2 separate regions of the Homo sapiens genome follow, and region 1 is linked to region 2. A link is a loop called in an ENCODE intact Hi-C map of the cell type or tissue named here. Cell type or tissue: stomach. All regions are shown on one strand. Each heading gives the region's core, and the rest is flanking DNA. Links, peaks and the distances in the headings are about the cores only.

Region 1 (10,609 bases), core at 1,337-9,336, 96 kb after region 2:
TCCATAGTTACTATAAATTGTGCCTTGCAGATAGATGCTCACTAAATATCTCTTGAAATCTAACATCTGTTGAACCGTTGTCAGTATTAATAGTTAACTTTCAGTCATACATACCTTTTCCATGCAATTAAATTACAAACTCTTTGAATACTATTCTTCTACATTGTAGGAAAATACTTGAAAGTATTATGATTGAAATTTTGGGTGATATGATGAGAAGTAATATATATAAAGGATGGCTTTTTTAAAGTTTTGCACCAAAACTTTGTATATGTAACTTATATAATGACAATTATTAAGTTGTTTCTACTACTACTGGGTTAGGTAATACAGAGAACAATTTATTTTACTTATCTTCATTATCAAATTCCAAAAGATAATAAATGTTTTAAGAAGAGAGTAACAAATATTTTACTTGAAAATGACATTCGGATTTTACCAAGATTCTTGTATATTTTGGAAAACGGCATCTGGAATTTACTAAGAGAATATAAGCTTCTTCATGCTACCAATGTGTAGGATATTGCAACTTTTAGAGGGAATATTCTGTAAAGCCTGCACATATTAATCACAGACATATTTTGAGGGCTTATGCATTAGTCACAGTCTTCTAAAGCTTACCACGTGTTACTTAATTATGTGACAACTTTTACATTTATTATTACCTTCCCCATGATTTTACAGATGAGGAAACTAAGACAGTGTTTATGTAACTTGCTCGAAGTCACACAGCCTCTAAATGGCAGAGGTGGGCTTTCAGTCCAGCCAGGCTGACTCCTGGTGCTGCACACTGGTTCACTAGTTGATATTATGGGAGGGAAGATGTGTGTGTAGGCAAGGCCAACCTTCCATAGAGGTCATTTCTGTCCCATATCAGCAACTTTGGGGTGGTGCCAGGCAGCAAGGAGGCCATGAAGTACACCTCGTGGAACTTGCTCCTACTTCTACACGTTCTGTGGAATCATTGCTGGGAAGCCAAGCAGTTCCTAGAGAACACATGAATTTAGTAGGAAAGTGATTCAATCTTCAAATGAAGTCCTGAGTTGACTAAAGTTGATTCAGCTTAACAAGGTGTCAAGGTGTCAACCAGGATATTAATCACACTTTGTCCCTCCAGCCATGACTGACACTTCTTGGGAAGCTGGGACCTGAAGGCCCGGGGAGGTGTGCTCCTGCTCCTGAGGGCTGCTCTGCTGGGTTTTCAGAGCACTCCCTCTTCTCACTGATTCCTTGCATTTGTCCCTAGTCTATAACACTTTCTGCTCTATTTAGCCCCAAACCACGTGCTGGCTACAGTCAAAATAGTGTCCAGGAACATACAGCCTTAAGGTGAAATTATACTGCTTCCATTTCAAATCTAGTCAGCTAATGTTGAATAATCGCAGCTCATGTCGTTTTTGTTGTTCTCAATTTTTAAGGTTGATCTTGGTTTTCCATATGATTTTATTACATATAATGCTATATAATATAAATATATATATAATATGAAAAACTATATGGTGTATGTATAATACAGCTGACTTGTTATAATAGTGTATTTATACATGATTGATATAAAGGCTGAATGATAGATATCAGATAAACAAATTGCCTTACCTGATTATTCACATCCAATACACCACAGCTAGAATCTCAGCTCTGCCATTTACTAGCTATTAACTATTTAAAGCACTTGAAATTCTTTAAATCTAAAATGAAGTTAATGCACCTATGTCATAAGATTATTGCATCTATAATTTAGAATTTTATTTTTTCCTGAGTTTCCTGGCTCTAAGAAAATTTGATTTAAGGAAATCCAGTATCTCTCATCTTGAAATCAAAAGCCTTACTAGGGAAAGGCACAGATGTCAACAGAAGCGGCAACCATTCACCAGCAATTCTCCCATGACTTCTATGACAAATTTCCTATAGTTGATCTGGAATCTACGTGACAGATTGTTGGTGCCAAAGGCTAGCAAACTCCATCTATGTGAAGTATGGTCCTTTTGAAAAACAAGTGAATCCAATTAAAGAAAAAAACAAGAAACAAACCCAGAAGGAGGAAAACAAGGGGTTTTGATTCTTCGTGTTTACTGTGTTAACCCAATTGTAATGCAAGAATCAGAAACTCTAGGTCTAGATAGGATAGTAAAAAGACACACATGTAAATAAGTCTCAAAGTTTTGCTCCTTTATTGACCTCCATGCCCAATTATATCCCTTCCCTAAAGTCAATGGATTCTTCTGTTTGTTTTTTTTTTTTTTCTTAGCCCTTGGAAACACAATCCAAAACAACAGGACCATAATTATAATATATTTCCATTTCAGACTTTTGTACATGTAATTATGTTTGTGTTAAATTAGATTAAATGTGAAACCACCAATCTGCTTCTTCCTTTGTAACCTTTTGCATACAAAGTTTATCATCCTGACAAATAAAAGGTCCCTTCAACCTTGACACCTAAGAGGAAGAGCAAGTTGCATTTTTCCAAATTAGAAAACAGCCATCAATCATGTCATTTAAAAATGAGGTTAGATACTCGATGTAGCTTGAATTCTGTAGTGGTTTGGAATTCAAAAGATTAAAATATGACTCAGTTTAACATTAAAAGAGGAAAGTTAGTGTATGTAGACATTACAATTTTGAATCTATGGATTCAAGTTAAGCAGATATGATTTGAACCCTTCTTGTTTCTCTGACGGTATGATTAAATGAAATATGCTAAATTTAAAAGGGAATAATTTGCCATCCTTCCAGGGGGAAGGATACATTCTTCCCTCTTCCTGAAACACTCACCTCTCTTTCACATCTCTTCCTCATGTCCTGAAATGAGACTCTTATTACTCCCGTTGTTTTCATTGCACTTTGCAATAGTTTTTATTTTAGCACTCACCAGAGTCTCTGTTGAAATTCAAAGTATTTGTATACATGCTTATACTCTTCACCAGACTGTGTCCTTGGAGCACAGATTCTGCTTTTTATTTTCTCAGCATTGTGTCCCTCTAGTTCCTGTAAATTGAGCCTTGCAGATAGTTGCCCACTAAATACTTCCTATTTGCATTTGAATACAGACATACTGAAGATAAAACTTAATGCAAAGGCACTGTGTGGGGACTGGAAGAGAGCTAGGCTGACAGATGGGGAGGGTCCTTTCAGATCCAGCTCTCAACATTACCTACACATTCAAGAAAGACCTAGTGCAGGGGGTACTTTATAGGAACTGCACAAGGCAGCACAAACAAACACAGCTACTGTCCTTGAGTAATGGAAAACTCAAATTCCTGCTATCAGCCTGAATATGTACTTTCTAGGCTTGCCTCTGTCTCTACTTCTCCATTATGATCTTTGCTCCATTGTTTTAGCTCTCTGTACTCTGGTTTTAGGACCTGTACAATGGAATCATATTTGCCTATAGGGAATTCAGGAAAAATGGTAATCTTGGAGATATTGATATTAATTCCACTCAGGGTGGGCCATGCAAGTCATCCTTTCTTTCCCAAAGTCTTTGGCAGAGCCCGGGAGCAGGGAGAGGTAAAGAAAGGCCTCTGATAAAAATAAAGGCCTGGAAAATCACTGGTGCCCCAGGCACATTCAACTATGGAGAGGAGATGAGAAATGAGGTCCTCCTCCCTGGGACTTATATCACCCAGGCCTGAGACTTCAGAAGATATTCTCTCCTTAGGAGTGAGTTTTATTCATTACATATTTTAGATGCCCTAAGGCACTAGGGCTGACTTCTCTCAGGGATCCCTGATTGAGAGAGTCTACACCAATGATTGCAGTTCCCCATAATTCTATTCCATGCATCTCATCTCTGATGACATTCTATCTTTCCAGCACATTTTCACTAGTAGCCTTCCTATCTTAAGACCCTTAATCACATCTGCAAAGTGTCTATTGTCACATAAAGGTAACACATCCACAGATTCTGGGAGTTAGGACATAAACATTTTTACAGACCTTAATTTTGTCTACAACACAGCCCAGTGTCAACAATCATTGTCAGGATGATAGATGATGTTATCTGCTTTCATCCTGAGGCAAAAAATGTCTATTTGTCTCTCTTTTGATGATGTTCAATGCCTAGACACATTAATTCATTGAAGGTTGCAAAATCGTGATTTTCAAATTCTTTTATTTTATTTAATTAGTTGGAATAATTCTATAAAGAGACACTGTTCTTCATCTACTATTTGGTTAATCATTAAAGTTTTTCTACAAAAGGGAGTATATGATGGATACTATCCATTTATTTACCAGGAAATAAATGAACTTAGTAGCTAACATTCTCCAAAGGTAACAATTTTTTATACGATAACGGACTCATGACTATAAATATATTTGGCAGGTTTAATCAATACCTACTATTGGCCTTTTTGGAGCACAGATTGTTTCTTATTTGTCCCATGTAAGCCTCTTCAAGTTAGCCCCTGCATCGTAGCAGTTTTTGTTTGCTTTCTTGCTATCTTCTATGAAAAGGTGTTTTAGGACCATTCTCCAAATCAGTTATTCTCCAAAAAGTATTGGTTTCTTTTAATGAGAATCACAGGATCACAATCTGTGCACTAAGAGATGTTTATTGCTTCTGGGTTTGTCATTTCTTAAGGTTTTTTTAGTGGACAGAGCTAAAAAATAGAAACTTTTGAAAAGACAAAATGCTTCACATTCTGACATTTCCAATTAAAATTTAAGACTATGGGGGTTCTACTCTTCAATACAGAAAATTCTGTTTCCCAAGGATGAGAGAATAATAGAACTGAAATATCCTGTAAATAGTCATTTGCTCTACCTCACGCTCCCCGCTTACAATCCAGAATATCCACACAAATACCATCACTATCAATGCAATTACTGAAAACACTTAAACATTTTGCCTTTGTTCTCCCAATTCCCCTCCTCTCATATTTTTATAGTAGTAGTTGTCAAAGCATATAGACATTAGACACTCTTCTTTTTCATAATTATTTTACTTCTCAGCTCTCATTTAATCTTTTTTTTTTTTTTTTTTTGAGACCTAGTGTTGCTCTGTCACCCAGGCTGTAGTGCAGTGGTGCAATCTTGGCTCGCCGCCACCTCTGCCTCCCAGGTTCAAGAGATTCTCATGCCTCAGCCACCCAAAATTACAGGTGCACACCACCACACCCAGCTAATTTTTGTGTTTTTAGTAGAGACGGGGTTTCGCCATGTTGCCCAGGCTGGCCTTGAACTCCTGACCTCAAGTGATCCACTTGCTTCAGCCTCCCAAAATACTGGGATTACAGGTGTGAGCCACTGCACCCAGCCTCATTTAATCTTAATTTTTCAGGTAACTATATATTTATTGCATCCCCAGTCCTTATGTCAATGTCTCCAGTCATTTTTATTACCTTAAACTTGCTTTCTAAAGTTTCTTCAGGAAGATCTCATGGAAGCAATATTATGCATGTTTATAATACATTGTAAACAATTTATACCAGAAAGTCAGTTCAGCTGTATGGAAAACATTTGTTCATATTTTCTTTCTTTGAGTGTAAATATGTCATTCTATCTTCTGGTAAAACCAGCAGTGTTAAAAGCCTGATGATAATCATATTTCCTTTGTAAGTCACTTTCTCTGTCTGACTAGATAGTCAAACGACCTTTTTTATTTATCACTAAAGTTTGGTAATTTTACTAGAATGTGCCTTGTTGTTGGTCATTCTGGGTTGATATTATCCATTACATGGTACGCTCTTCCAGTGTGTCTTTCATATATTTTTTAATTCTTATTTTCATTTTTTGGAGACAGAGTCTCACTGTGTTGCCCAGGCTGGAATGCAGTGGTGTGATCTTGGCTCACTGCAACCTCTGCCTCCCAGGTTCAAGCGATTCTCCTGTCTCAGCCTCCCGAGTAGCTGGGACTACAGGTGGGCGCCACCATGCCCAGCTAATTTTTGTGTTTTTTAGTAGAGACAGGGTTTTGCCATGTTGGTCAGGCTGGTCTCGAACTCCTGGCCTCAGGAGATCCACCCACTTTGGCCTCCCATCTTCTTATATTTTAATTTTAGTTTTCTTGAATTGCAGTTTTAGTATTTGTTATATGTCTTTGCTTTGGTTTTCTTCTTCAGGGATTTCTATTACCTGTATTTTGGATTTTCCTTGCTTATCTTCAATATTTGTCACTTTCTATTTAAATCTTCTTATCTCTTTTTACACTTCTTTTTTGGTTTTAAAATATTTTTCTTCTTTTCCCCTTCTATTTCTCTTACTGCATTATCTATTGTGCTTAATTTTTCTTATATGTCTTCTAATAGTCTTTATTAATTTTTTTTCTTTTATTTCTAATTCTTTACTGAGTTCTGTCACTTCATTTCTGAATTTTTATAAGTTTGAGTTTTGTTGTTCTTTCCTATCTTATGTCATTTAATCAAAGTCTTTTAACTCATTTTGAAATAGATAAAATTTGATCTGCTTGGTCAGCCTGACTTTCTGGCATCATTTTACTGTCTGTATGGATGTTATTCTACTCCTTATTCTTATTTATCTCATAATAGCTTTGCTCGGGATGTGTCTGTGATAGTTTTGATAACTTATTTTCTTTTGAAATTACAGAAAAATTTGTGGAACAGGCTAGTTTTTTTTTTAAAATTCCATAGAACATCCTCTTCTGTTGATTTTTTTTTTTTTTTGGAATAGTATTAGCAAATAGGGCAGCTTACTGAGATTTTCTGACTCTATTCTTTTGTCCTACTTTTATTTGGATCTTCTCTTTCTTTCATCTTAATTGTCTTTGCCTTGGTCAATTTTAATTTCACTCCTAGCAGTTTTTCCCCAGCAGATGGCTTTGTTATGGAGGGGAGCCCTGGTAGGTGTGTCAGCCTGGGGAGTTCATATGTCTGACTCTTCCCGACCCTTCACACCCTACTGAGGGCTCCTGGCACAAACGCACCCACTATTACATTAGGAAAACCTCTGTCAGTTTCAGCTGCTTTCATATTAGTTGGTCATGCTTTGCAGTAAACACCTGTTGGCCCTTTCGGGGTTTTCCTATCCACAGATCCATCAGTTGCTTGCCTCTGCTTCCTCTTGCACAGATTCTGGTAGCCTGCAGATCGGCTGGCTGTTGGTGATTCATCTCCACCTCTGGCATTTTGGGGTTGATAGAGATAATGTGTCACCTAGATTTATTATAATTTTTTTCCATTGGTTTTTGGTTTTACTACTGAGTTGCTTTGTCACCACTATCTTTCCAGAATGTTAGATTCTTCTACATATATAAAGAAAAATGTATTTATTGAAAATATATATTTATTTAAATTTATTTTAATGTATTACTAAAAGTTTTATTTATAAAAATTATTTTAAAATTTATTGAAATATTGTTTTTATTCTATGTATGTATTAAGATTGTATATGCTTTTTTTATAAATACAATTTTGAATACTTTAGATTTACTGAGAAATTACAAAGATGGTACAAAGAGCTTCCACATGCCTCTCACTCAGCTTTAGTGTCCCCAAATGTTATCATCTTACTCTGCCATGGCACATTTGTCAAAATGAAGAAGCCATCATCTTACATTCCTCTTGGCCAAACTCCAGACTATATTTGCATTTCACCAGTTTTTCCACTAATGACATTGTTCTATTTCCAGATCCAATCTAGGATACCACATTGCATTTGTTGTCACATTTTCTCAGTCTCTTCTGGCCTGTGACAGTTTCTCCATATTTCCATGTCTTTCATGGTCAATAACAGTTTTGAAAGGTACTGGGCCACGCATTTTGCAGAATGCTCCTCACTTCGAGTTTGTCTCATTCCTGACACATTATTATATGAGGGGGTTGAGTTTTGAAAAATACCACAGTGGTGCAGTGCCGTTCTCATCACATCAAGCACAGGGGTCATGAGATTCACATGACATCAATTGTGATGTCAACCTTGGTCACTTGGTTAAGATTCCATATATTTTTGTTGAATTATTAACTGAAAGTGTTTACCTTTCACTCTCCTTCACACAGCTCCAAATACCACCCACTGAATAGTTTCCTCAATCCCCTTTAAGACACTAGGAGGTCCCTTAGGGACTGCAGCTTTCTTCCTTCAGTCCCAGGCATACTATTTGAAATACTCTGAGTTTTGACCCTCCATCTGGAGAAGAACAGGCCCCTCTGTGTGTGACATGGTGTGGCTGAGGAACATACCAAACACTATTCCAGGAATAGCTTGACTTCTTGATAACCTTAAATTCACAATCATAAAGTTCACCTGAGGAGTATTCAGAGGTTATAAATTGTGAAATTAAGAGAATATATTGAAAAGTTTAAAGTGGATCATAGATTCCCTGCAAGCCTGGTTAAACTGACATCTGCTAGGATTTGGTTTGATCGTAATAAAGTACCAGCTCCCAAGGCATCTCTCTCCAAAGGGTATTTCAATGACAGAAATAAAGCAAAAATCTTATGTTTTCCTGACCTGTCAGATCCAGCTTGGCCATACATGATTTATTGCTAGCAATGTCTTTTCTTCCTCATTTAAAACAGAAACTAGAAAATTGCAAATACATGAACGTAGTTGGTTCATCAACTTAAACACATGAGGAAACAGAAAGGTAATGTTAGTAACACATCCACCCACATTAAAGACATCACAATAAAATGCACCAGCATTGGTGGTCCAGTGGGAAATTAAATGCCATGTTAGATAATAATGTTTGTATTAATCCTATTTGGTTTTGTGGACTTAAAATGATAATCTATAATAATAGTATTATATGTTTTCATTAAATTCCAAAGTCTATGAGATGCTTTTACATTTGGCTTCCTCATTTTATCCTTTCTTATCCTCTGTGGGGTATAGGTTCTTATACCTGCTTTATAAGTGAGGAAACTGAGGCTCAGAAAACTTAAGATTGGTATCCATAATCACATATCTTGCAAATGATGCCTGTAGTAGTTCATCAAATTGCTGTTTCCCCATTAAAGACTGATGCTCTGTTTTTGCTTTCATAAATATGATTTATTTTCCTCCACATGGGGTAAAAACACTTATTAACTCACCAACCATGAGGGAGAGAGACAGAGAGAGAGAGAGATCTAAAGGGACAACCTAAATAAAATATTATATAATAATATCTACTATTTATTTAGCAATTACTGTGAGCCAGATTCTATCATTGATTCTTAAATTACCCTGTAAGTTAAATCATATTCTTTCTTTTTGAATGAGAAGAAATGGAAATTCAGGTAGATTAGCTAATGTAAATGATACTAATTGCTGTATCACATTAGTCCCAATCTTAGTGGTTTAAGAGAATAAAAGTCAATTTCTTGCTCCTATAGAGTCTAATGCAAATGTCTCTGGCTGGCAAGTGGCCCTCTGTTGACCAGTAAGGGCTCTGGGCTCTGCCACCCTTTAAGGACGTAAAGTCTTCAACTGAATCCTCTGAATGTTCCTTTTAGAAATACTGTTTATACAATCAATAAAGGCTTTATAGGTGAGACAAAATTAGATTTCAGCTTGACTTTTCTGAGTTATATACATTTCAGATTGATGTTCAAATTAAGGCAAGCTTCCAGGGCACAAGAAGTTTTAATGGCCTAGACCTGGAAGTGACATATATCACTTCTGTCCACAGTGCATTTGCCAGAGCTTAGTCACACAGACACTTTAGGCTGCCAGAGAGGCTGGAAGACATCACAGAGTTGGGTTTTCAGTAGGGAGATGAAATGGGTTTTGGTAATTGTGTGGCATCTGTCACATTACATAACGTGTCCAAAGTCATACAGGTAATAATTGGCAGAGACAGAGTTTGAATTCAGTGCTGATTGAAAGCCTATGTTCTTTCTACCATATTATCCCCTTTCAAATATTTTAAAAATTAGTTTTACTATTTTTAAAGATAGCTGAAATGTTTCATGGCAGTATCAGCTTATGAATACAAATGCTGCCACTTTCATTGCAATAAACCCTATTTGGCTGAATCTTTAAGCCTCACTCTTCTGTATTGCCAGGCACCCTGTCTGGTCCCCACATTGTCCCTTCTCCATGATTTTCTCTGGGATTCCCAAATCTGTAAGTCCCATGCACGCACGTGCTCATGCATGCATCCCAACTACCACTCAGTGGCAACCACCTTCCATGTTCTTCCTTCCTCGAAGACGTAAAGTCACGAGATGCTTCATGAAGAAGGAAGACTTTTTCCTTACCCTTCCCTACATACTGTCACCTAATGAGTCATCTAATGAGACAAGAGCTCACAGTCTCAGAGAATCACTGCTGAAAACAGCTCCTTCAGGTTCTGTCTTCAAATAACCTCTATGAGGCTGCCAAGGAAGCAGATTCTAAGACTCATGCCTCCCCTCTCCCCATCACTTACTATGCAAGTGTACATGCCTTTCAACTAAGAGCCCCAGAGAGTCAATTCATGTAAACGAACTGCTTGTGGGCTCTCTGCAACAGCCTAGCTTGCATAGCCAGATAGTTCCCAATTGAGATAGTGGACATAGTCTAGCCTTAAGCGTGGTTTGCCTCTATTCAAGGGCACATAGTACTAGAACCATATTACTAGAAACCAGATAATCAACTGTGTTCACTAAACGTTTGTAGGAAACTTCTTTTGATAAACTAATAGGAATAGCTTGTTTAAAGAGAAAAAAAATTGCTTGTAATT
Region 2 (10,609 bases), core at 1,750-9,749:
GGCTTCCTAAAAGAGATTTTTTTTGAAGCAAATCTTGACCTGATCTATTTAAAGTCAGGAGACTGAACCAAATGACGTCTTTAGTCCTTCCACAAAGTTCTGTGCCACTGAGCATGGTGAATGAATCTCGCAAAAAGGAAGACTTCAACTCAGCTGCTAGGTTTACCTGCCAAAAATAAGAGCCAATAGAGAGATTTAGCTAGGGTGATGAAGTCTTTGGGCTTTGTTCAGGGACAATCTGGGTCTAAAAATGCTAGATTATGGATCTCTAATATTGCAGCACTGTTCACAATAGCAAAGACCTGGAACCAACCCAAATGTCCATTATTGATAGACTGGATAAAGAAAATGTGGCATATATACACCATGGAATACTATGCATCCATAAAAAGGATGAGTTCATGTCCTTTGCAGGGACATGGATGAAGCTGGAAACCATCATTTTCAGCAAACTAACACAAGAACAGAAAACCAGACACCGCATGTTCTCACTCACAAGTGGGAACTGAACAGTGAGAACACATGGACACAGGGAGGGGAACATCACACACCAGGGCCTTTCGGGGGTTGGGGGATAGGGAGGGATAGCATTAGAAGAAATGCCTAATGTAGATGATGGGTTGATGGGTGCAGCAAACCACCTTGGCACGTGTATAATTACGTAACAAACCTGCACGTTCTGCACATGTATCCTAGAACTTAAAGTATAATTAAAAAAAAAAACACCCTAGATTAGGCGGTTCTGATGGAATTGTTAACTGCAGCGGCAATTAACTGCGAGTGGCTATGGGATCTCTGACCCCTGATAAGGTCAGATATTCTAGAATTGAGGTGGTGATTCTCTGCAGGTCTGCTTAAGTGACTCCTGATTCAGAGAAGGGTAAGGAAAATGAGATCCTCCCACAGTCCTCCCTGAACTGTTAATATTCTATTCCAACTGCCACCGGGTTCTTTCTAGAGAATAAAAAATGAGCAGCCTTCTGGACCCCCAGAATGAGCTAGTGGTTGTTGCAAAGCCACCAGCCATGAAAATAAAATTATTTACACATCCTTTTTGGTGGTGTTTCTTTGAAATCTGTTGATTAGAAAAGAAAAAAAAATTCATGACCTAAGTGAACGCCAGAGTAGGACAGGGGGAACAGAACAGATGATATTTATGATTGACTGAGAATTTCAATCTCAGCAGCTACAAGGATGAACTTGGGATCACTGGAAATGGAAATAGTTGACTTCACAGATGGTAGGCGGCTCTTGTCAGTGAAGACTGTTCTGAGCATGAGCCTAATTGAGTAGCTCCTATCTGCATAAATTAACCTCTTTTAAAACTATGATATTCTCAGGAGAATTTTCAGAGTAAACATTTAGAGTGTTCCGGATCTCTTCAGTGGAAAACTTATCATATCACTGGACAAAGGTTAATTTCACTGGTTCAAAAATGATACATTGGAAATTCAAACAGACAATGATGCAGCTTAAAAATGATGCAAAAATTTGATAGCTGAAGATGTACTCTCTTTCTGGCTCTCGGGATGCTCTTCTGCATGTTCTGTTTGAACAGCTCCTTGGGGAAAACATCTGCCTGCTTGAAATCTTACTAGAAAAATAACTTCATTTAAATCTTTCCTCATAGCCCTCTCATGCAAATTTCAGTATACAGTAAAACAGGCTAAGAAAAATTAAAGCAATTAGGTATGTTTAAATTAACCTGATAACATTTTTTAAAAATCTATAGTAATTTTTATATGCAGCTACATGTTTAACACCGAATAGCTGCCATTTTCTTTAGACTCTTTTGAACTGGTCCAAAATACCTAGAGCTCATGTGATAATGTTGGGCCCAGTTGCTCCTGGGAACTGTAAAACTAGACACTGCTAATTAAATTGACATGTGTATGCCCAAGTATAGGGCTCACACAGTAGAAAAGAAAAAAAAAACACTTTTGTTTCTAAGGGAAGAAAATTCTGTCAGGCAAGGGAATCAGAAATATCTGTTGGGGCTGAGCCATAAACATGAGAAGGAAGAAAAATCCATAGTAGACCCATGATACTTGTAGTTTTCTTAAGAAGTCTTGGGGTCAACAAAGAACTCATTAGTAATGCTGTCAATTGAGCATTGAAGTGAAATTCAAATGCTCTTTCTTCCTACTTCTAAATTTCAATAGTAAATATTTAACCATTAAAAAGAATTCAAACGGATTAGGATACAATAAAATAAAAATATTTTCTCTCAACCTCTACAGTCCCCTACTCCACTCAAGCTTTATTCTCCAGAAGCCACAGTATTTAATCTTATCTGGTTTTATTCTTCTAGTGGCTACCTCCATATATATAAATTACATGATTACAGCAACACTTCTTGTACTTTAAAAAATGTAAATATATTCAGTAAATTCTCATTATGAAAGATGAGGAATTCGGCATACTTAATCTTCTCTTCATTTCATTTTCCACTTCTCACTTTTTCTTAGTTGTGCTATAAAGTTTGGATCTTACTGGCTGGGCCCAGTGGCTCACACCTGTAATCCCAGCACTTTGGGAGGCTGAGGCAGGCGGATCACAAGGTCAGGAGATTGAGACCATCCTGGTTAACATGGTGAAACCCCATCTCTACTAAAACAAAATACAAAAAATTAGCCGGGTGCGGTGGCGGGCACCTGTAGTCCCAGCTACTCAGGAGGCTGAGGCAGGAGAATTGTGTGAACCTGGGAATGGTGTGAACTCGGGAGGTGGAGTTTGCAATGAGCCGAGATCACACCACCGCACTCCTGCCTGGGTGACAGAGAGAGACTCTGTCTCAAAAAAAAAAAAAGTTTGGATCTTATTTTGGTTACCTGTATACGTCTAAAAAACATACTCCAACCTGTCTTATTCTGTCAACTTTAGACAGTATGTGCAGATACGACTTAGGAGAGGAAATTATGGTTCCATTCATTCCTTCTGATAGCAGTTCCATTACTTTCACACTGTTAAAGTTTCCAGTGTAGTTATCCCTTGATATCCCTGGAAGTTCCAGGACCTCCTTGGGATCCCAAAATCCATGGATACTCAAGTCCCTGATAAAATATAGCATAGTGTTTGCTTATAACCTACGTAAATCCTCTGTATACTCTAAATCATCACTAAATTATTATAATACAATGTAAATCATTTGTAAATAGTTGTTATACTGTATTGTTTAGGGGATAATGGCAAGAAAAAGGAATTTTTTTAAATGTTCAGTAAAGATGCAACCATCCATTTTTTTTTCTTCAAATATTTTCCATTCAGGGTTGGTTGAATCCACAGCTGTGCAAGCTTGGGATACAGAGCAACAATTGTATTTACATTCTACTCCTCTGAAATGAAGAGGGTCTTAGCAACCCACAGGCTAGTACCCCTAGCCCTTCCTTGATAGATAACAACCTTTTTATAGATCAGTTCCCAGTCTTATCCTGGTGATAAATTCCACCGCTGTTAGGGGCTTGAGAAAACAGAGGTGGGGGTGGGATATTGCTTCACAGACAGACCTTCAGTTACCCCTAGACCCCTGCCTGGCTGCCCACTGCCATCTTCACTTACCAGTTTGTAGCTTCAAAAATATGCTGAGCTGACTGGGAAGAGTGGCTACTACCTCTGATGCTGAGTGGAGACTTTCTGCATGCTTTCTTATCGATAAATGTAATCTTACCAACTGGCCATCTTCCAGAAATTTATCAAAATCTCTGTCTGGTTGATAGATTCCCTGTACTACTCTTGTCCTTTTGTCATTTTTCTTTTCTTTCTTTCTTTCTTTTTTTTTTTTTTTTTTGAGATGGAGTCACCCTGTCACCCAGGATGGAGTGCAGTGGCTCGATCTCAGCTCACTGCAACCTCTGCCTTCTAGGTTAAAGTGATTCTCCCACGTCAGCCTCCCAAGTATCTGGGAGTAGCTGGGACCACAGGTGCATGCCACCATGCTCGGCTAATCTTTTGTATTCTTGGTAAAGATGGGGTTTCACCATCTTGTGCAGACTGGTCTCAAGCAATCCACCCACCTGGGTCTCCCAAAGTGCTGCATTACAGGTGTGATCCACCGTGCCCAGCCTCTTGTACTTCTTTACTACTGACATTTTAGTGGAATTTTGGGGAAGAGAGGGAGTAAAACACATGGGCTTGGGCCATCATCTTGACTAGATCTTCTAATTCTTGCTATTTAGCCAAGGCATTTGATTCTCTTGTTTAAGTAAAACTTGGAATGAATGCAGTTCAGGTGAGTCATTCCCTGTTCAAGGACACAGAATTGCTTCCCAGAAAGTCTTTGCCCCTTCTTAGTTTTTTCAGTGCCTTCCCCACCTTAGCATTAACACAGCCAAGTCATAACCTTGCTTCCCACTACTTCCTCATGAACCCTCTGCCTAATCAAACAATTGATCACCATTTCCTGAAAATAACTTTATTTTTTCTGTTTATACTTTTATTCTGCCGTTCTCTTCCCCTGGAATTCTCCTCCACCCCAATACCTGATAACGGAAGTGCTATCTAGCCTGCAGAAGTACAGGACGATGATCAGCTGCTTCTAGGAGCCTTCTCCAACCTCAGCCGGAGGTCCTCCCTTGCTCCTCTGTGATCACATAGCAGTTTGTATCTTTCTATAGGACTTATCACGGTCACTTGGAATTTTGGTTATTTGTGCACTATCTTATTTTCCTTCACCCATAACCTCGTGGAGGACAGGGCATGTACCTTAATCACATTTGTATTCTCTACAACTCTTAGAACAGTGGCGGCTCAACAAAGCCTCACAGATTTCTCACTGGAGGAAAATGCCCTTTTTTTTCTGCTCCTATATATTTGCCAGACATGTTTCTTAAGATTCTTTCTATATCGTAGGCATTGTTTCCCCAACAGTATGTCTTAAGGATTTTTAGTATCCATTCCTCTTTGCACTTGAAGATGTTCTAGTTAGATGCTCTATGCAAACATAGATGAGGGTTTTAGTGTGGGGTGAGCTGGAGATGATTAGAAGTGATTGAGAAATAAAAATAACTTGTGAAGGTATTCCATTGTTTTGCCACAATGGCCTCCTCAAGATTCTGAACCGCCGAATATTAATACTATGGGAGGCTTGGAGTAGAACCTCTAAAGGCAGGTGGGATCATAGCTGAAATCTTTGCCTTTCCAAATTACCCCAACCCTGTAAATCAAGGGTATGTATTAGGTGTATCAGAGCCAAGTTATTCTTGGTTCTGCTGCAGTTACAAACAACTCTTAGTGACTTACAATACAGGTTTTTGTTCTAAGTTGTTTTACATGTCAGGTGCAGGTCAACCATGGCTCTTTTCTGTATGTACTCTTCATTCTGGTATTCTGATGGAAAGAACCTCCTATCTGGGATGTGCTGTCTTTGTGGCAGCAGAAAAAGAGTAACGGCAGCACTGCAGCATGACCTCAGAACTTCTACTCTAAAGCGACATGCATCACTTTCAGTTACATTTCATTGGCTCAAAGAAATCACATGGCCAAGCCTAATGCCAGATGGGCCAGGGGAATATAGTCCTTATTTGGAAAAAAATAATATAAATGACTTTAACTCCCAAAATAAGTGACAGTGGCAATAAGAACAACAATAATAAATTGTAAGTAAAGAAAAAAGCTACAAACTGGCACTTCCGTGGGCCAAACACTATGTCACATTGTACCTTATCCTTAAAACAGCTCTCTCTGGGAAATGGTAGGAAACATACTCAAGTTAATTTCTTAGCCGAAGGTCACCTAGCTAGTTAGGTAAAAAAACTAATATTCTGAACCAGGTCTCCTGATACCCGGTAAAATGTAAATAAGTTTCCTAGTAGTAAAGCCATCAGGGCTGTGCACAAACACATAAAGCATGCCAGCGGCATGTGAAAATGTGTTCTTAAAGCCCGACGTTATTCATACTTTTTGTTCCAACTCTTTATCTGAAGCTGCCTTGTCAGTCCCTGACCTTCTAGCTTCTCTCACCCAGGAAACCTGGGGGTCATCATCATTTATTTGACATTGTTTTGGGGGGAGAGCTCGCTTTTTTGGCTCCATTGTTTTCTGCTGTGCAGAGCAAATCCTCCAGGGCCTAACCAGACATCTCAAAATCTTCCTCCCATACACGGTGATGACACCAGCAAAACACAAATGCTATTAAATTTTGGGGGTGGCTCCTTTTAAAACAGGTTTGGCAAAGTCAAGCTACTCTTAGTGACCCTCTATAAATACTCATAGGCAGGGATCTTTAAGATAATTTATTACAAATAGAAATTGTTCCCCCTTAGTTTCAAACTGTCATCTGTTAGGCAGTCCTGGTATTTCATTTTAATGTAAAAAAAGATCTCTTAGTGATATACTCTGATAATTATTGAAATCTGTCACCTATCACAGGGAGAACAATATTGGCAGTACTCCAACTCTTACTGGAGGCAAAGCACAATGGGGCAAGAAGGTAAATATTTAAAGTAAGGAAGCTTGGTTTTTACAGTGAACAACACTGAATCATACATTGCAAAATGTTAATAAAATTAGCAGCCTGTTTATCAGCTTATCTGCGTCATGGGGTGTGGAGGGGTATTGACAATGAAAAGCCTCATTTATCTTCATGAGTTAAATTGCCTGTATAATTCATGAACCAAAAGCAAAGCAAAAACCAGAGCTGAGACCCAAGTTGGTTATATAGGTCAGCTCTAATGAGTTTAAATGCCTTCTTTCTTCCAGCCTCTGGCCTGCCTCTGTGTCAGGCAAATAGAGTTGATTTTCTTAGAGTTCACTTCAGCTCTGATTTTACATCAAAAGTGGAACATCACTTTGTAATCATTAAGTATTTTGCTTAGATATTAAATATTAAAGTTCCTCTGATTGCTAGGCCCATAATTAAGACAGAAAGGAAACCTGTTATGTTACAGATGTTTTCCCATTTGGTAATCATGTGTTGAAAGTAACCATGAATATAGATATAGCCGTTGCTCTGTATAAGTGGGAATTACTGGGGAGACTCTGAGACAATCAAGAAAGGCAATTGAGATGTGTGATAGTAATGCCAAAGGAAAGGGGAAAGGCACATGTGTGAGCAGGAGTTTTGGATGGTGGGGTACAGGCAACGCCGGGTCCCCTGCTTGGATCTTGATAACTAGCAGAGGTGAGTGGATCCAAATTCAGTTGCGGATTCCTTCCTGATTGCTGGGGTCCCTTGGGCATGCTATTTAGAATTTCACTTTTCTCACCTGTAAAATAAGGATATTAATGCTTCCCTCATATGACTGTGTGTGAATTAAAGGAGGTAATGAGTGTAAAGTCTTTAGCACTCAATGATTCTAGCTATTATTATCCCCTAAGCTATAAACTGTATGAGAACAGGGATCTTGTCTGTCTTTTTCACTACCATATCTTTGGCCCGAGAATGATTTTTGGCTTCTAGCAGACCTTCAACAAACACTTACTGAAAGAATGAATAAACAAATGAAAGTAGTAACTGAATAAAAATGAGAAGCTTGAAATAAAACAGTGTGTCAAAGAAACTTGTTCCTGAAAGAAAAGAAAGATAATTCTGGTTCTGTAAAGGAAACATGGATATGAAGAAGTAAACTCCAGAGTGGGGCAAACCTGTTTCAAATGATCTTATAGAATCAGCAGAAATAAGGGTCTCACAGGAAAATAAAATGTCTGTATTATATCAGAAAGTGGTTTCTTTTGACCTTTTTTTTTTTTTTTTTTGACAGAGTCTTGCTTTGTCACCCAGGCTGGGGTGCAGTGGCATGATCACAGCTCATGGCAGCCTTGACAGCCCAGGCTCAAACAATCCTCCCACCTCTGCCTCCTGAGAAGCTGGGACCACAGGCATGTGCTGCCCCACCTGGCTAATTTTTATTTCTTTATTTCTTTAGTAAAGATGGGGTCTCACATGTTGCCCAGGCTAGTGTCTAACTCTTGGGCTCAAGAGATACTCCTGCCTTGGCCTCTGAAAGTGCTGGAATTATAGGCATGAGAAACCCAGCAGAAAAGGTTTCTAATATTATACCTTATGAGTCAGTAGAGGGATGTCCTACAATGAAGGTGAGGGCCCCTTGTCACGAGGGAATGGTAAATGTCATAGGAACTTGTAACAAGGCAACACTGCACTGGGCTAGGCATTCCCAGAGACAAACTGACTATGTTGTTTTGTGCTTTTGACTTCAGTTCCCCGAAGTATAGGCAGCAAAAGAAGACAGCCTTCCTCCAAGAGCCCCAGGGACATAGACTTTCAAACAAGTTTTTCAGTGCTATACCTACATATACTTGTTTGACAGCAAGACACAGTCAAGTTTCATTACAATGTGTTTGTACAGCTATGGTTGGCTGCTATTGGAAAAATCCCCAAGGTTTTGCTGAAAGCTCCGTACTCTGACCATTTAAGGTGCCCTGAACAATCAGACTTTATGATTTAACTCTTCTAGGCTTTTAAGATAATGAGTTAGGTGTTAGAGGAAAGGACAGCAGCTAAACAACCCTAAAACCAACCTGAAGTGAAGCTGTGGCATTTCCAGCTATTGAAAGCCAAATATAAAATATAAAAAGCCTTGCTGAGGGTATTTGGGTCAACTCTGTAGCTTTCAACAGGGTTCTAGAATACAAGTTTTCACAAAACTGAGATTTCAGTAAGAGGGTTAATAGGTTATTATGATCCAAGTCAAAGTGACGTGATATTCTGGGATGTTTGCAGACTGCTTTTTGATGGGGTACAGTAGAATTACTCAGCGCATATTAAGTATTAGGTTATATAAAGCTTAAGGCAAAGTAAAATGAAGTCATCTGCATTTTGTTGAAAAACGAGTTGCTAAAGTCTCCAGAAATTAGTCTAGAAGGGGTGAGTGAATAGACCAGACAACAGCAGAACCAGTAGTTGCAGTTGACCCCAACAGCTTTGATCCCGTCAATCTGCGCTGCTCAGTGCTGCTATCTAAAAGACTAGCTCAGAAGGGCAGGTTTCCTTCTTTCTTCAGGTGGTTCCTCAAGCTTGTTCACCTTCAGTAAAATCACCAAAAGCAGGTGGAGAATAAAAAGTGTAACAGCCACTTGAATGGTGATGCTACTGAGAGGAGGAATAAAGTGCAGATGTCAGTTGGCTCCAGAATTTCTGTTTGGTGCTTTGTATGGGAATTGATCTTCCCACAGACCAACTGGCAATGATTCATTTCACAGTTACCCCAAACTCACTGGAGACCTCACAGTTTCTCTTCTAGTGTAAATCTGAGCTCCCCTCCTGAGCAAATTATGAAGTGTCTCATAGGAAAGACAATGTCTTTATTAGGAATATCATATTCCCTTCCAGGGGCCAAAGGAGGAGAGGTCTCCAGATTTTTACCAATCAGGAGGCATTTTCTTAAAATTGGGAGGCAAAGACTGTGTCTAGTTTCACTCACTGTCTACCCATGCCTAGTAGAGAGCCCTGCACATAACAGGCACTCAGTAATGCTTGCCGAATGAATCACGCTGAAATTCATGGGGCAAGTGATACTTAATCTCTCCAACAGGTATTCTCTAGAGAAGGTGGTTTCTTGAAGGAAGCAAAGTTTGTTTAAAGCTACTTCATGAGGGCCTTCTTTAGGAGCAAATGCCATGTTCTGCGCTTTTCCTGGCTTGACTTTATCAGGTTTCTTTTCTTATGTGTGAGGTTCCTCATCAATAAAAATACACACACATTATCCATCCAGTCATTTGATCATGTCTCAAAAACACAAGAAGGCAAATATCCACACTAGACCAATAACCAAGCAGGAGAAGACTGTAAGGAAAGATATCTCCTTTGTAAAACAAATTCCAGGGTGGGGCTTGTATTAGGGTTTTGTTGAAGGACAGAACTAATAGGATAGATGTATATATGAAGGGGAGTTTATTAAGGAGTATTGACTCACACATTCACAAGGTGAGGTCCCACAATAGGCTGTCTGCAAGCTGAGAAGCAAGGAAGCCAGTCCAAATCCCAGAACCTCAAAAGTAGGGAAACCAACAGGTCAGCCTTTTAGTCTGTGGCTGAATGCCCAAGAGCCCCTGGCAAACCACTGGTGTAAGTCCAAAAGCTCAAGACCTTGGAGTCTGATGTTTGAAGGCAGGAAGCATCCAGCATGGAAAGAAAGGTGAAAGCCAGAAGACTCAGTGGGTCTGCTCTTCCATCTTCTCCTGCCTGCTTTATTCTGGCCATGCTGGCAGCTGATTAGATAGTGCCCAACCAGATTAAACATGGGTCTGCCTCTCCCAATCCACTAATTCAAATGTTAATCTCCTTTGGCAACACCCTCACAGACACACCCAGGAACAATACTTTGCATCTTTTGATCCAACCAAGTTGACAGTATTAACCATCACAGGGCTGATAGGAGAGCCTCAGGTGGGCAGTGATGCTGATGTAGTCCAGAGCCCTGGGTTCCACTTTCCTCTGGAGCATCTTGTCACTGCCGTGGCTGTGGCTGACCAGGCTCTTGTTTGAGATCTCCCACCTCTTATCTCACCCTTCTTATCTCAGAGAGACAGGTTGGAGCTTTCCTCATCTTTCATAAATAATGAAAGAAGGATAAGGCAGGAACATGAGTGCTCAATACACATCTAATAACAGTACTTTCATTTAATGCCAAATTTATCATCCACACAATAACAG

What was found. A loop is a pair of places that touch in the nucleus more often than their neighbours do. Peaks named below come from ENCODE experiments on the same cell type or tissue, not always from the same donor. Only the 100,000 strongest peaks of a DNase experiment are listed, where the experiment ranks them.
Region 1: it touches region 2 in a loop (2.0-fold over the local background); 2 of 110 quality-filtered maps call a loop at or near these places.

What each region holds. Positions count from the first base shown.
Region 1 is chr13:34,369,129-34,379,737 of GRCh38, reverse strand. All of the region lies in intron 1 of LINC02343 (long intergenic non-protein coding RNA 2343), which reads right to left. Among named protein-coding and RNA genes, the nearest start is that of LINC02343, 26 kb to the right of the region's middle. In stomach, for the core only: no CTCF peak of the experiment used is centred there; no DNase peak of the experiment used is centred there.
Region 2 is chr13:34,465,322-34,475,930 of GRCh38, reverse strand. All of the region lies in intron 2 of LINC02343 (long intergenic non-protein coding RNA 2343), which reads right to left. The region is part of intron 2 of LINC00457 (long intergenic non-protein coding RNA 457); the gene reads left to right. Among named protein-coding and RNA genes, the nearest start is that of LINC02343, 120 kb to the right of the region's middle. In stomach, for the core only: no CTCF peak of the experiment used is centred there; a DNase peak (open chromatin) is centred at 6,480.